Regions from separate parts of the Homo sapiens genome. Here all the other regions are linked to region 2. A link is a loop called in an ENCODE intact Hi-C map of the cell type or tissue named here. Cell type or tissue: breast epithelium. All regions are shown on one strand. Region 1 overlaps CMIP (c-Maf inducing protein). Region 2 overlaps CMIP (c-Maf inducing protein). Region 3 overlaps LINC01229 (long intergenic non-protein coding RNA 1229).

What was found. Hi-C counts contacts between places; a loop is a spot of excess contacts. Peaks named below come from ENCODE experiments on the same cell type or tissue, not always from the same donor. Only the 100,000 strongest peaks of a DNase experiment are listed, where the experiment ranks them.
Region 1: a loop joins it to region 2, with 6 times the contacts of the local background. A loop is called at or near these places in 1 of 110 quality-filtered maps.
Region 3: it touches region 2 in a loop (15-fold over the local background); 1 of 110 quality-filtered maps calls a loop at or near these places.

Annotation. Positions count from the first base shown.
Region 1 is chr16:81,556,891-81,560,890 of GRCh38, forward strand. All of the region lies in intron 1 of CMIP (c-Maf inducing protein), which reads left to right. Among named protein-coding and RNA genes, the nearest start is that of MIR7854, 25 kb to the left of the region's middle. RefSeq lists a silencer at 1,954-2,248. In breast epithelium, a CTCF peak has its summit at 2,075; a DNase peak (open chromatin) is centred at 2,151; H3K27ac peaks cover 1,368 bases.
Region 2 is chr16:81,653,586-81,657,585 of GRCh38, forward strand. All of the region lies in intron 4 of CMIP (c-Maf inducing protein), which reads left to right. Among named protein-coding and RNA genes, the nearest start is that of MIR6504, 44 kb to the left of the region's middle. RefSeq lists an enhancer at 1-570. In breast epithelium, no CTCF peak of the experiment used is centred here; a DNase peak (open chromatin) is centred at 2,044; H3K27ac peaks cover 741 bases.
Region 3 is chr16:79,774,801-79,778,800 of GRCh38, forward strand. The region is part of intron 1 of LINC01229 (long intergenic non-protein coding RNA 1229); the gene reads left to right. Among named protein-coding and RNA genes, the nearest start is that of MAFTRR, 6.3 kb to the left of the region's middle. In breast epithelium, a CTCF peak has its summit at 1,910; DNase peaks (open chromatin) are centred at 731 and 1,891; H3K4me3 peaks cover 347 bases; H3K27ac peaks cover 2,245 bases.

The DNA of each region.
Region 1 (4,000 bases), 97 kb before region 2:
GGAAAGCGTAAACTGTCCCAGACCAGGGAGGCCAAGGAGGCGCGATGACTCAATGTCATGTGGTGCCCTGGATGGGATCCAGGGACGGGAAAAGGACACTTGGGAAAAACTGGTGAAGTTCACGCAAAGTGTCCGGGTTAGTTCAGCATCAGAGACCAATGATGGTTTCTTGCTTGTGACGAAAATGTTCCATGGTCTGAAAGGTGTCAACACCAAGGGAAGCTGGGTGAGAGGGCTACCAGAATCCTCTCTACTGTCTTTTCAGCTTTTCGGTAAATCCAAAAGTACTTTCAAATGAAAAGTTTAATTTAAAAATGAGAAGCCACCTCCCCCACGAGATCATGAAGCTCCATGAAGGCCAAGGCCATGTCAATGCCAAATGCATGTTGGTTGAATTCACTCGTGTTGGTTGAATTTACTGATGTTGGTTGAATTTACTGATGTTGGTTGAATTTACTGATGTTGGTTGAATTCACTCATGTTGGTTGAATTCACTTATTACTGTGTACTTACCATCTTGTTGGCAGCCTCTTCGTTCTTTTTTTCTAATTGACAAACAATAGTTGTATGTATTACATATTTATGGAGTATAATGTGATAATTTAATATATGTTTATAATGTGGAATAATTGATTAAATCATGCTAACAAATCCAAAAATAAAATAAAAATAAATAAAAATGGGAGGACTAGGCAGCACAGTGAGACCTCGTTTCTACAGAAAAAATGTTTTTAATTAGCCAGGCATGGTGGTGCACATCTGTGGTCCCCGCTACTCAGGAGGCCAAGGTGGGAGGATCGCCTAGTTCAAGGCTACAATGAGCTATGATGTTGCTACTCCACTCCAGCCTGGTTGACAGATCAAGAACCTGTCTCAAAAAACAAGACAATTGTGGTGAAATACACATAACATCAAATTCACCAAATCGGAGGTGTTTTTAACATACAGTTCGGTGGCATTAAGTACATTCCCATTGTGCAACCATCACTACCCTCCATCTTCAGAACTCTTTTCATCTTATCAGACAGAGACTCTGTCCCTGTTAAACACTAACTCCCCATTCCCCTCCCCGAGCCCCTGACACCTACCATTCTATGCTCTGTCTCTACGAATTTGACTGCTCTAAGTACTTCTTGTAAATGCAGTCACGCAATATTTATCCTTTGTGGTTGGCTTATTTCACTAGGCGTCATGTTCTTAAGATTCTTTCATATTGTAGCATGTGTCAGAATTTCTTTCTCTTTTATGGCAATATTCCATTGTCTGTGTATGCTGCACCATGCTTCTCCATCCGTCCGTCCATCAGAGGACACGAGGTTGCTTCCACCTCTCGGCCGTTAGAGATAGTGCTGCGGTGAATGCAGGCCGTGCTTCTCCATCCCTCCATCAGCAGACACGAGGCTGCTTCCGCCTCTCGGCCGTTACAGATAGTGCTGCAGTGAACGTAGGTTTACAGGTATCACACACAGACCAAGCTTCCCATTCTTTTGGGTCTGTACCTGGAAATGGAACGTCTGGATGATACAGCTCTTCTCCGGTTAAGTTTTTGGGGACCTGCCAGATTATTTTCCATAGTGGCTGCCACATTTTACATTTCCACTAACAGCATGTAGAGACCAGGGATACTGCTCAGTGCCCTGCCACACACAGGACACCGCAGAGATGACCTAGCCCCAAATGTCAACAGTGCCCAGGTGGAGACAGCCTGGCTTGGAGTGAGCAAGGGGCAGAAGGAAAGACAGGAGGCGTGGGGAGGAGGCAGGCCAGCCAGGCAGGCTGCTGGGAAAGTTGTCCTGAGCACATCTTGGAATGAACACAGCTGCGGCAGCTGTGAGTATTTGCTGCTTGGCACCCCAGGAAGCTTTTCTTGGATTGTCTCATTTCAGTCCCCAATGCCAGGAGCTTGGCATAAAATGTGTTGAGAGTGGCTGCGCACAGTAGGCCCACTGTTCCTCCCGCCTGCAGCCATCCTGACTTTGTTCCCTTCAGCGTCACCTCCCCAACCCCGCCACCAGGTACTTTGTCCTTTGAAAGCAAGGTGCAAACACTGGCAGGCGAGCCCAGTAGATAAGATGTCTGAGTAAACACCCAGCCCTCTCCTTGTGGGATCCGCATTACCCCGTGTTTGTGAATGATCGGGGTTACCTGGCAACCAGGCCTGGGCGCCCCTCCTGCCGCCCAGAGCCACCAGGACTTCCTTCTTCTGTGTGCGGCTTCCAGCTTGTTGGCCTCCACAGGCCGGGCATGCTGGGCAGAAGAAGAGGGTGGCGCTTTTTGTTTTTATTTAAAAGGGAACACCAAGCCTGGCTGAGCAAACCAGACAGTTTGATATCAGACCCCGAACATGGCCTAGGTGGGCTTGGGGTAAGAGTGACCCCCAAGAGTGGGGTGAAGGTGAACATTTATTATGACACCAGCATCAGTGGTCACTTATTTCATGCTGGGCCAGCCTCATGATTCTTTTGTGCCTCTTTATTGAAAGCCTCTTGTGTTTCTGGAGCTGTTCTAGGTGCAGGAGATAGAGCAACGACCACAGTAGTTAAAATCTGTTTTCATATTCCTAAGTTCAGGTAAGGACAGAGAAGATAAACATGTAAACAGATAACAGCCATGCACTGCATAGTGACGTGGTCGGTGTGTGATGGTGGTCCCATAAGATCATAATGGAGCTGAAAAATTCCTGTCACCTACTCATGCCATAGCTGTAGAGATGTCATAGTGCAATGCATTGCTCAGGTGTTGGTGGTGGTGCTGGTGTAAACCTCTCGCACTGCCAGTCGTGCAAAAGCACAGCACCTACAGTATGCACAGTGCATAAGACTTGATGGTAAACAACTAAGTTACTGGCTTGTGCATTCGCTCTACTGTACATTTTATTGTTATTTTGTGGTATACTCCTTCTAGTTATAAAAAAATGAGCCATAAAACAGCCTCAGGCAAGTCTTTCAAGAGGTATACAGAGAAAGGCATTGTGGGGCTGGGCGTGGTGGCTCATGCCTGTAATCCCAGCACTTTGGGAGGCTGAGGCAGGTAGATCATCTGAGGTCAGGAGTTCGAGACCAGCCCGGCCAACGTGTTGAATCGCCATGTCTACCAAAAATACAAAAATTAGCGGGGCATAGTGGTGTGCACCTGTAATCCCAGCTACTCAGGAGCCTGAGGAAGGAGAATCGCTTCAACTGGGGAGGCAGAGGTTGCAGGGGCCCTGTCTGCGTCACTGCACTCCAGCCTGGGCGACAGAGCGAGACTCTGTCTTAAAAAAAAAAAAAAAGAAAAAGAAAAAAAGTTGTGTGTTTTTTTGGTTTTGTTTTGTTTTGTTTTTGTTTTGTTTTGTTTTTTTTTTTTTGAGACAGAGTCTCGCTCCGTCGCCCAGGCTGGAGTGCAGTGGCGCAATCTCGGCTCGCTGCAAGCTCCGCCTCCCGGGTTCACGCCATTCTCCTGCCTCAGCCTCCCCAGTAGCTGGGACTACAGGCTCCCGCCACTATTCCTGGCTCATTTTTTGTATTTTTCATAGAGATGGGGTTTCACCGTGTTAGCCAGGATGGTCTTGATCTCCTGACCTCGTGATCCGCCCGCCTCGGCCTCCCAAAGTGCTGGGATTACAGGCGTGAGCCACTGCGCCCAGCCAGAAAAACAATTTTTTACAAATGTAGTGTAGCCTAAGTGTACAGTGTTTATGAAGTCTGCAGTAGTGTACGGCAATGTCTCAGGCCTTCACATTCACTCACCGCTCACTCACTCACCCACCCAGAACAGCTTCCAGTCCTGTAAGCTCCATTCATGGTAAATGCTCTGTACAGGTAAATCGTTTTTATCATTTATGCCATATTTTCACTGTACCTTTTCTGTGTTTAAATATGTTTAGGTACACAAATATTTACCACTGTGCTACAGCTACCTACAGTATTCAGGACAATAACATTCTGTACAGGTTTGTAGCCCAGCCATAGGTGTGTAGTAGGCCGTATACCATGTAGGTTTGTGTAAATACACTCTATGA
Region 2 (4,000 bases):
GGTGCAGACTTCTCATCTGGAGAAGGGGTCCCTGCTCACCTGTAGTAAGCCAGGCAGGTGCCAGGTGCCACCCAATCTGGAGTGCAGTGGCGTGACGGCTCACTGCAACCTCCGCCTCCTGGGTTCAAGCCGTTCTCCTGCCACAGCCTCCCAAGTAGCTGAGATTACAGGCGTGCGCCACCATGCCCAGCTAATTTTTGTATTTTTAGTAGAGACAAGGTTTCACCGTGTTGGCCAGGCTGGTCTTGAACTCCTGACTTCAAATGGTCCATCTGCCTTGGCCTCCCAAAGTGAGACAGCCTCTCTTTTAAAACTCACATTCTCTCTGAAAGATGGGCCTTTCTGTCTTCACTTCACAGATGAGGAAATTGAGGCCCAGTGATACTGAGTGACCTGCCCAACTCACGTGGCAAGTTTGTAATGGAGCTAGAAGTTCCACCTTAGAGTTGCCAAGCGCTTTTGAGACCAACTTGGCCACCACTTCAGCGCCACCAGGCTCAACCACCACCACACCCTTATTAAATCAGGGCAGTGCTGAGGGCAGCAGACGTGCCCCATTGCCGGCCTCGGGCAAGATTTTTTTTCCCCTCTCAGATGTGCTTCAGGTGACCGCATGACTGTTGGCCTTCACATCCCTCCTTGGGCTTTATTATTATTATTATTATTATTAACAATGGGGTCTCACTGTGTTGCCCAGGTTGGTCTCAAACTCCTGGGCTCAAGTGATCCTCCCACCTTGGCCTCCCAAAGTGCTGGGATTATAGGCATGAGCCACCACACCTAGGACCAGACACCTGGCTGAGGGTGCTTCTTGGGCTTTAAAGTAAAAATCTCAAAGGCAGCTGACCCTTAAGTGCTAGGATGGAGGAATAAAGATATTTAAAGTAGGAAAATGGAAGAAGTTTCCATGTGCTTTGAAGCTACTGTGTCAGGCAAGGAGTCAGCATTACTCACCCTACTTTACTGAAGAGAGCTGACATTTAGGGACAGAGCTGGGACTCCAGCCCAGGCTGCCTGACCCGGCATCCACTCATGCATGCTCTGCAGTGGTCAGTTTGATGGCCCTTAGACCTCCCCAGTTTCTCCCAAGGACCCTGCAAGGTAAGTATTAAAATGTATAGAGGAGTAACCAGGGGTGCTGAGAGGTTAAGTAGCTTACACAGGGCCAGTCAGATTAAGTGTTGGGCCAGGACCCTCGCCCGGGTCTGCCCAGTGATGAAGCTTATGCCCCTGCACATAGATGTGAGATAAACCCGGGTTGGTAGAGACTTTCTGGCAAGTATGTAACTATGGAGATGAAGAGTGAGAAACCGTGTTGTAGGGTCGGAAGGACCTTGTCCTGCCCTCAGTAGCTGGGTGGCCTTGGACAAGTTGCTAGGCCTTTCTGTGCCCAGTTGTTTTCTGTAAATTGGGTCTGAGACGAGTACCTATTTCACAGAATTGAAGATGCGATCCTCTCATATGCATAAAGTGCTTGGCACTGTGCCTAACTTGCAAGGGCCTTTGATACATGGCCACATTTTCATTGTCATAGGAGATGTCTGTGGTCTGAACCCCGTAAGCACCTTCAGCCAGGGGTCTGGAGCTAGTAGCTGGAAAAACAAACATCTGCCTTCGACCTCCGTGCCCTGTTTTGGGGCTGGGTTGTTTCTCTGTTCTGTTTGCCCAAGTTGTTTGCAAGGCCTCCTCTGGAGAGGTTCCAGGCATCACCAGACCAACCAGAAGGTGGAAGGATCTGGAGGGAGCAGGCAGAGGGGCATCGTGGAGGGAGCTGCTAAGGACGCAAAACAGTTCCGAGAAAGAACTGTCCGTCCACCAGCAAAGCAAAGCTGGCTGTCCCCACCCTCCCAGGCCTTTGTTGAGTTGCGTGTAAAGTGGCCGCTTAGCTCGAGAGTCAGGTGTTCCCTCTAATGCAGTGGCTATTGGTGGACATGCTCTACCAGGGGTGGAAAATGGCCCTGGGGGAGAGAAGGCTCCCTGTAGAATGCATGGGCTGTCCTGTGACTGGGACAAAGGAAATGATGTCCGTGGTCGCCAAAGCCTTCCTGGAAAGGTGCGTGGGTGGCGGCGAGGGATGGATGTGTCGAGCTGCCCTTGGCAGCCCAAAATAAGGAACTGCTTCTTGGATGGGTGGTGGAGCACTGTAGCTCAGTGGCAGGAAATATAGACTTTAGAGTAAGGACAGACGGGTTCATATCCTCACTGCAGCCCCTATTACCCTGCGCCTGCTAGTCACTGCATCCCGTCAGTCTTAGGCAGCTGATCAGTCAATGGGATAGTAGAGAACCTGTCATAATCAAAAGAAATTGGTGGCATGAGCAAAACAAAGCTCTTACACAGTGCCTGAGGCATAGAGAGCTCAGCAGTCATAAGGAGAGACCAAGGCCAGGCTTCTCCCCGAAGCTGAAAAATGACTGATAGTTAATAATCTACCATAAACAGGCTGCTCAAACTCCACTCATATCCACTAAAGAAAAAAAGCGTGTTCAGATCCAAAAAACATCCTTTCACATGCCTGCATTCTAGGTATCTTGGGTCCAACCTCACCTAGGTCAGGACGTCTCATGGGGACCGGTAGAGACTCATGTTGTTCATTCAGATGCTGACCTGGCTTCACGGCCTCCCGCAGCCCTCGGGAGCCAGCTTATTGGGCAAAAGCAAATTCATAGCTCGCAAGCTTTTCTTTTGCCTTGGCTTCTGTAAACACATTAGATACCCCCATATGCCTTAAGCCTGTCCAGGTGGTGGGAGCCATGGGGCTCTGTCTAGAACCAGAACAATCGATCTTGCCAACACTGTTCAAATGAGAGGTCTCTTTACAAGCAGCCAATGTGGCTCTTTTAGGAAATACGAATTGGCACCACTGTGTGTCCACCAAAACAGACAAGCAAAGCAGAACACACCACGAAACTAGCAAGAAAGAAGGGCGGGCACTTCTGAGTTTTCCTGTGATTCCTTGTTTATGGCACAGCCGTCTCTTTCCTTGTTCAAGTACTCACAGATGGCGGCACAGGTCGAGCATCTCTAATCGTGAAACCTGAAATGCTCCAAAGTCCAAAACTTTCTTTTTTAGAGACAGTCTCGCTCTGTCGCCCAGGCTGGAGTGTGGTGGCACAATCTCAGCTCACTGCAGCCTCCGCCTTTTGGATTCAAATGCTTCTCCTGCCTCAGCCTCCCGAGTAGCGAGTACCATGCCCAGATAATTTTTGTATTTTTTGTAGAGACGGGGTTTCACCATGTTGGCCAGGCTGATCTTGAACCCCTGGCCTCAAGCAATCCACACTCCTCAGCCTCCCAAAGTGCTGGGATTACAGGCATGGGAGCCACCATGCCTGGCCAAAAGTCCGAAACTTTCTGAGCATCAACATGACACTCAAAGGAAACGTTCATTGGAGAGTTTCAGGTTTTGCATTCTCAGACTAGGTTGCTCAACTGGTTAAGTATAATGCAGATATTCCAAAATTTAAAAAAAAAAAATGGAAATCCAAAACACATGTTCCCAAGCATTTTCAGTAAGGGATGTTCAACCTGTAACAGTTACCAATTATTTAAGAAAAGTCCAGATTGGGAAGGAAACAGGACCCCTAAAATTTCAGCAAATGTAATCCATTCAACCTAATTATGTTTTTGCAAGTCAGTTGCTAGAATTTGAATTCAGCTAAAACATCTCGGGCCCACTCACGGAACTTCATGTTCCTTGGGAACTTAGTTTGAGAAGCACTGAAATCATATACGTGTTACTCCTAAAAGGCTGCCTGGCACAGATTAGGACTCTTGAAAGGTCTGTTTCTTTACATACTTATTATGAACCTGCCTTCTGGCTTCTAAGCAGTTTCACTTTGACGAGGGCCAGATCCTCTCCCAATAGCCTATTGAGGTTACTGGAAGCCCTGTTGACCGAAGCAGGAACTGAGTCTCCCCTAGACTCGACTCACTCAAGGTCACATAACTCAAGCCCCGAAACAGGGACAAGAACTCAGTTCTCCCTGCCCCAAAACCA
Region 3 (4,000 bases), 1.9 Mb before region 2:
AGTTTAATATTCCAGTTCATACATACAAGTGTCCAGTTCATACTAAGACAATTTTTTTTTTCGAGATGGAGTTTTGCTCTTGCTGTCCAGGCTAGAGTGCAGTGGTGCCATCTCGGCTCACTGCAACCTCCTCCTCCTGGGTTCAAGCGATTCTTAGGCCTCAGTCTCCTGAGTAGCTGGGATTACCAGGAGCCTGCCATCACACCTGGCTAATTTTTGTATTTTTAGTAGAGACGGGATTTCACCATGTTGAACAAGCTGGTCTCAAACTCCTGACCTCGGGTAATCCAGCCACCTTGGCCTCCCAAAGTGTCGGGAATACTGGTGTGAGTCACTGTGTCCGGCCATACTAAGACACTTTCAACCTTAGCATGTCCAGTGCTCAAATCCTGTCTGATGGTGCTTTTATACTGGGCTTGGAAGAAGCATTGGATAGCAGGAGGTATATAATCTAAGTGATAATTTTTATTTGCATTTGTAAGAGATTGCTCGGCTTAATTTTTATATTCCCGTGATTTAGTGGAGGAAAAGGAGAAGAAGGCAAAAACTAAGCCTTTTGTTGAACTCCAATAAGGCCTCTTCCATCCCTGCTGTCTGGAATAGCTTGGGATGGGGCATGTGTTCTGTTCCAGGTAGAGTGTGGCGTTTTCTTTTATGTAAGTGTCTCGTAGGGACAGATCTGCCTGCTTTGCATCTTGGAAGGATAAGCAGGTATGAACAAGCCTGGTGGCCCCAGGACGTGGCAAGGTGTGCATACCTACATGACACTGAATGTCCTCAGCAAACCTGGGTGTTTTTGCAATTCCCTGTGTTTTAGAGCCTATGAACTATGTAGGGGTGTCCAATTCAGCAAGCATCGTTCCGGTGCCCGAAAAGATGTTCTGTTTCTAGGAAAAATCTGAAAAGCTCATCATTCAGATTGAGAAGGAGACAGATTGAGAGGGAGTGTCTGTTAGAGGCAGCATTTTAATGTCCACTTGTTTCTACTGGAATCTTTGTGGGAGTTCTGTGTTCCAAAGCCCAATGTGCTGTCTAGGTTATAGGTTAAACTCAGGAGCTATATTTTGTTGTGGATGCATGGACAGGGAGGTGCTAAAAGTCAAACATCATCATATTCAATGATTAGAATTGCATCTCATTCCTCACTGAAACCCCTTCATGGAAGAACATTTGTTCTAACAGTCATTTCTTTAAAAGGAAACATTCTGGTCTTTAAGGAGGTAGGGTATTGGATATATATTTTAAAATTTCCACTAAGGTGCGTTTTCCAAAATTCCTATTTTATATATATGTGTGTATATACTTGTATGTTTGCATATTTATATGCACACATGTGAATATATATCCATATGTACAACATTCATATTTATATATAAATGAATAAATTCAGCCTTTGTTTTTCTCCATATCTGAAATTAAGTAAAGAAGATCTAATTTACAAAATAATATTAATCGTCATAAATTGAGCTTCTGCACCTTGTGATCTTTGCAAATTATCTTTAGATGTTCTAATTTCTTTCTTGTTCCCTCTTTCTCATTAATCTCTTCCCAGCCAGCTCCCTCCATCTCCTCTTCCAACCCTTTCTTGCCTCTCTCTGCCCACACAGACTTGAAGAACCAGTTTCTCTCCTTGCCTTTACTCCAAAATCATAAACTTAAACCAAAACACATGGCCCAGAACAGGGTGCTGTCTTCAGTTTCCTTTTGCCTTCTCCTGATACTTTCTTGTTAGTTTTGGATTCTGCCCTGCAAACCCCAAGAGCACACTTTCTAGGTATGGAGAAAATAGGGTGTTTTTCCCCCCCACCTCAGCAGAATCTTGCTGAGTGTGTGGGATGCACCAACTCAGTGGTGCAAGATTTGATTGGAAGCAGCTGACGAGCCCCAGCCATCTGGTGAGTGTGCTCACCAAACAGCCTGTCCCTTGTGGTTGCTTAAGAAAAACATTTGTAGTCTCTGGGTCACACTGCTTCTCTTTTGTTCTCTTAAATGTTGAATTTAGGCTTGCCTTTATCCCGGAAAGACGGGACAAGGCAAATAGAAAGAGGGCTGCAAGCTCATGGGAGAGACTCCAGGTCTGTGCACCACTGCGACCTCATATCTAAACATTGACCTTCTAGACCCTTCCCTTTAGTGCACATGGGGATTTATAATCCCGTCCTGCCCTTCACAGATCATTGTCTTGGGGTCTTTTATAAGGCAGAGCTTTGGTGTTACCTTGTATTAGGGCCACCTCCCTGTTCTTTTTCAGGAGACTTTAAGCTCCCTGAAGCGAGGCACTTGCTCTGATCAGAGACTGACACAGGGTTACCAGTTAATACATATTTTTAGGATACTTCAATGCATAAGTGAGTGTTGCCTCTTTTCTCAGCCTCTCCAACCTACTTAGAAATGGAGAAGGGAGGTTTGACCAAAGGACACAGACTTGATTTTGGAAGTCATGGATTCACTATGTCCCCAGCATTGTCCTTAAAGGACCGCCTTCCTCAGAAGGTACCAAGATTTGCTCTGGGGACTTCCAATGTCAAAGGTACCCTTAGGTTACGGATGCTCCTACTGGCCAGATGGGCTCCAGTCTCAGGGAGTGAATGAACATGCAAAAGAACTCTCCTCCTGAACATTTGGCTGGCTGGGGCCCCCCTTTAACCTGGTCATGGTAGTGAGAGCTTGGCATGTGGGCAGTAAGGCAGGCCTCTGTTTGCTATACGCATTCTTGAAGTTTATTAAAAATTTATTTTTATATTTTTTATTAATAAACTAAGAACAGTTTTAGATTTACCGAAAAATTGGGCAGATAGTAGTGAGTTCTCATATTACCTGTTTCCCTCCCCCTGCACACAGTTTTCATTATTAATATATTAGTGTGGCGCATCTGTTACAATCAGCAAACTGATATCAATACATTGTTATTAACTAAAGTCCCTAATTTATTCAGATTTCCATGTTTTTTCCCCTAATATCCTTTCTCTATTCCAGGATCCAATCCAATATTCTACATTCCAGTTAGTTGCTGTATCTCCTTAGACTACTATGAGCTGGGACAGGTTCTCAGACTTTCCTTGCTTTTGATGACATTGACAGTTTTGAGACATACTGGCCAGTTATTTTCTAAATGTCCCACCACTGGAATTTTTTCTGATGACTTTCTCATGATTGAACTGCATTTAAGGGATCTTGGGAGAAAGACTCCAGAGGTAAAATGCCCTTCTCATCACACCACATCAAGGGCACATACTATCAACATGATTTGAAATTGTTGCCATTGACCTGGATTACCTGGCTGAAGTATTGTTTGCCAGGTTTTCCCACTGTACAGTAACTCATGTCCCCTACCTTCTATACTGTACTCTTTGGAAGAGAGTCACTATAGCATATGGATTTTTGTTCTCCACTGTGAGTACCATGATGTCATTTCTCGAGGGTGTGTATTGCAATAGTTTTATGTGGTCTTATATATGTACATCTCCCTATACAGAGAATGGATTCTCTACGTGTTTTTGATATTAGGTTGGTGCAAAAGTAATTGCAGTTTTTTGCCATTAAAAGCAATGCTTTGCACATTTTATAAAATACAGAGTTATGAGCAAGATTAGTTGTGTGGGTATGCGTGCATTTGTGTGTGTGTGTGTACGTATGTGTGTATTGTGAGGTCAAAATTACATGCAAAACTTAATAGATTTATTTCTGTTACATTTTAAGAAAAAAAGATATGGTTACCCTGTATGTACCTATTTCTTTTAGAGTATATTTAGCTAAGAAAAAGATGGCTAAGTTGACAAGAGTGATGTAATAATAATAGCAACCTCTGACATTTATCAGGTGCTTAGTAGGACCAGTCCTGCGCCAAAGATTTTACATGCGTCTTATTTGATCTTATTTCAACCTTTGAGATAGCTGAGTGGCTTTGGATCATCCACTTAAATGCCCTATTCTTCCATTTCCTCATCAATTATATGGAAACTAGAGAAATATCTACCTTATGAAATTTTTATGTGGAATG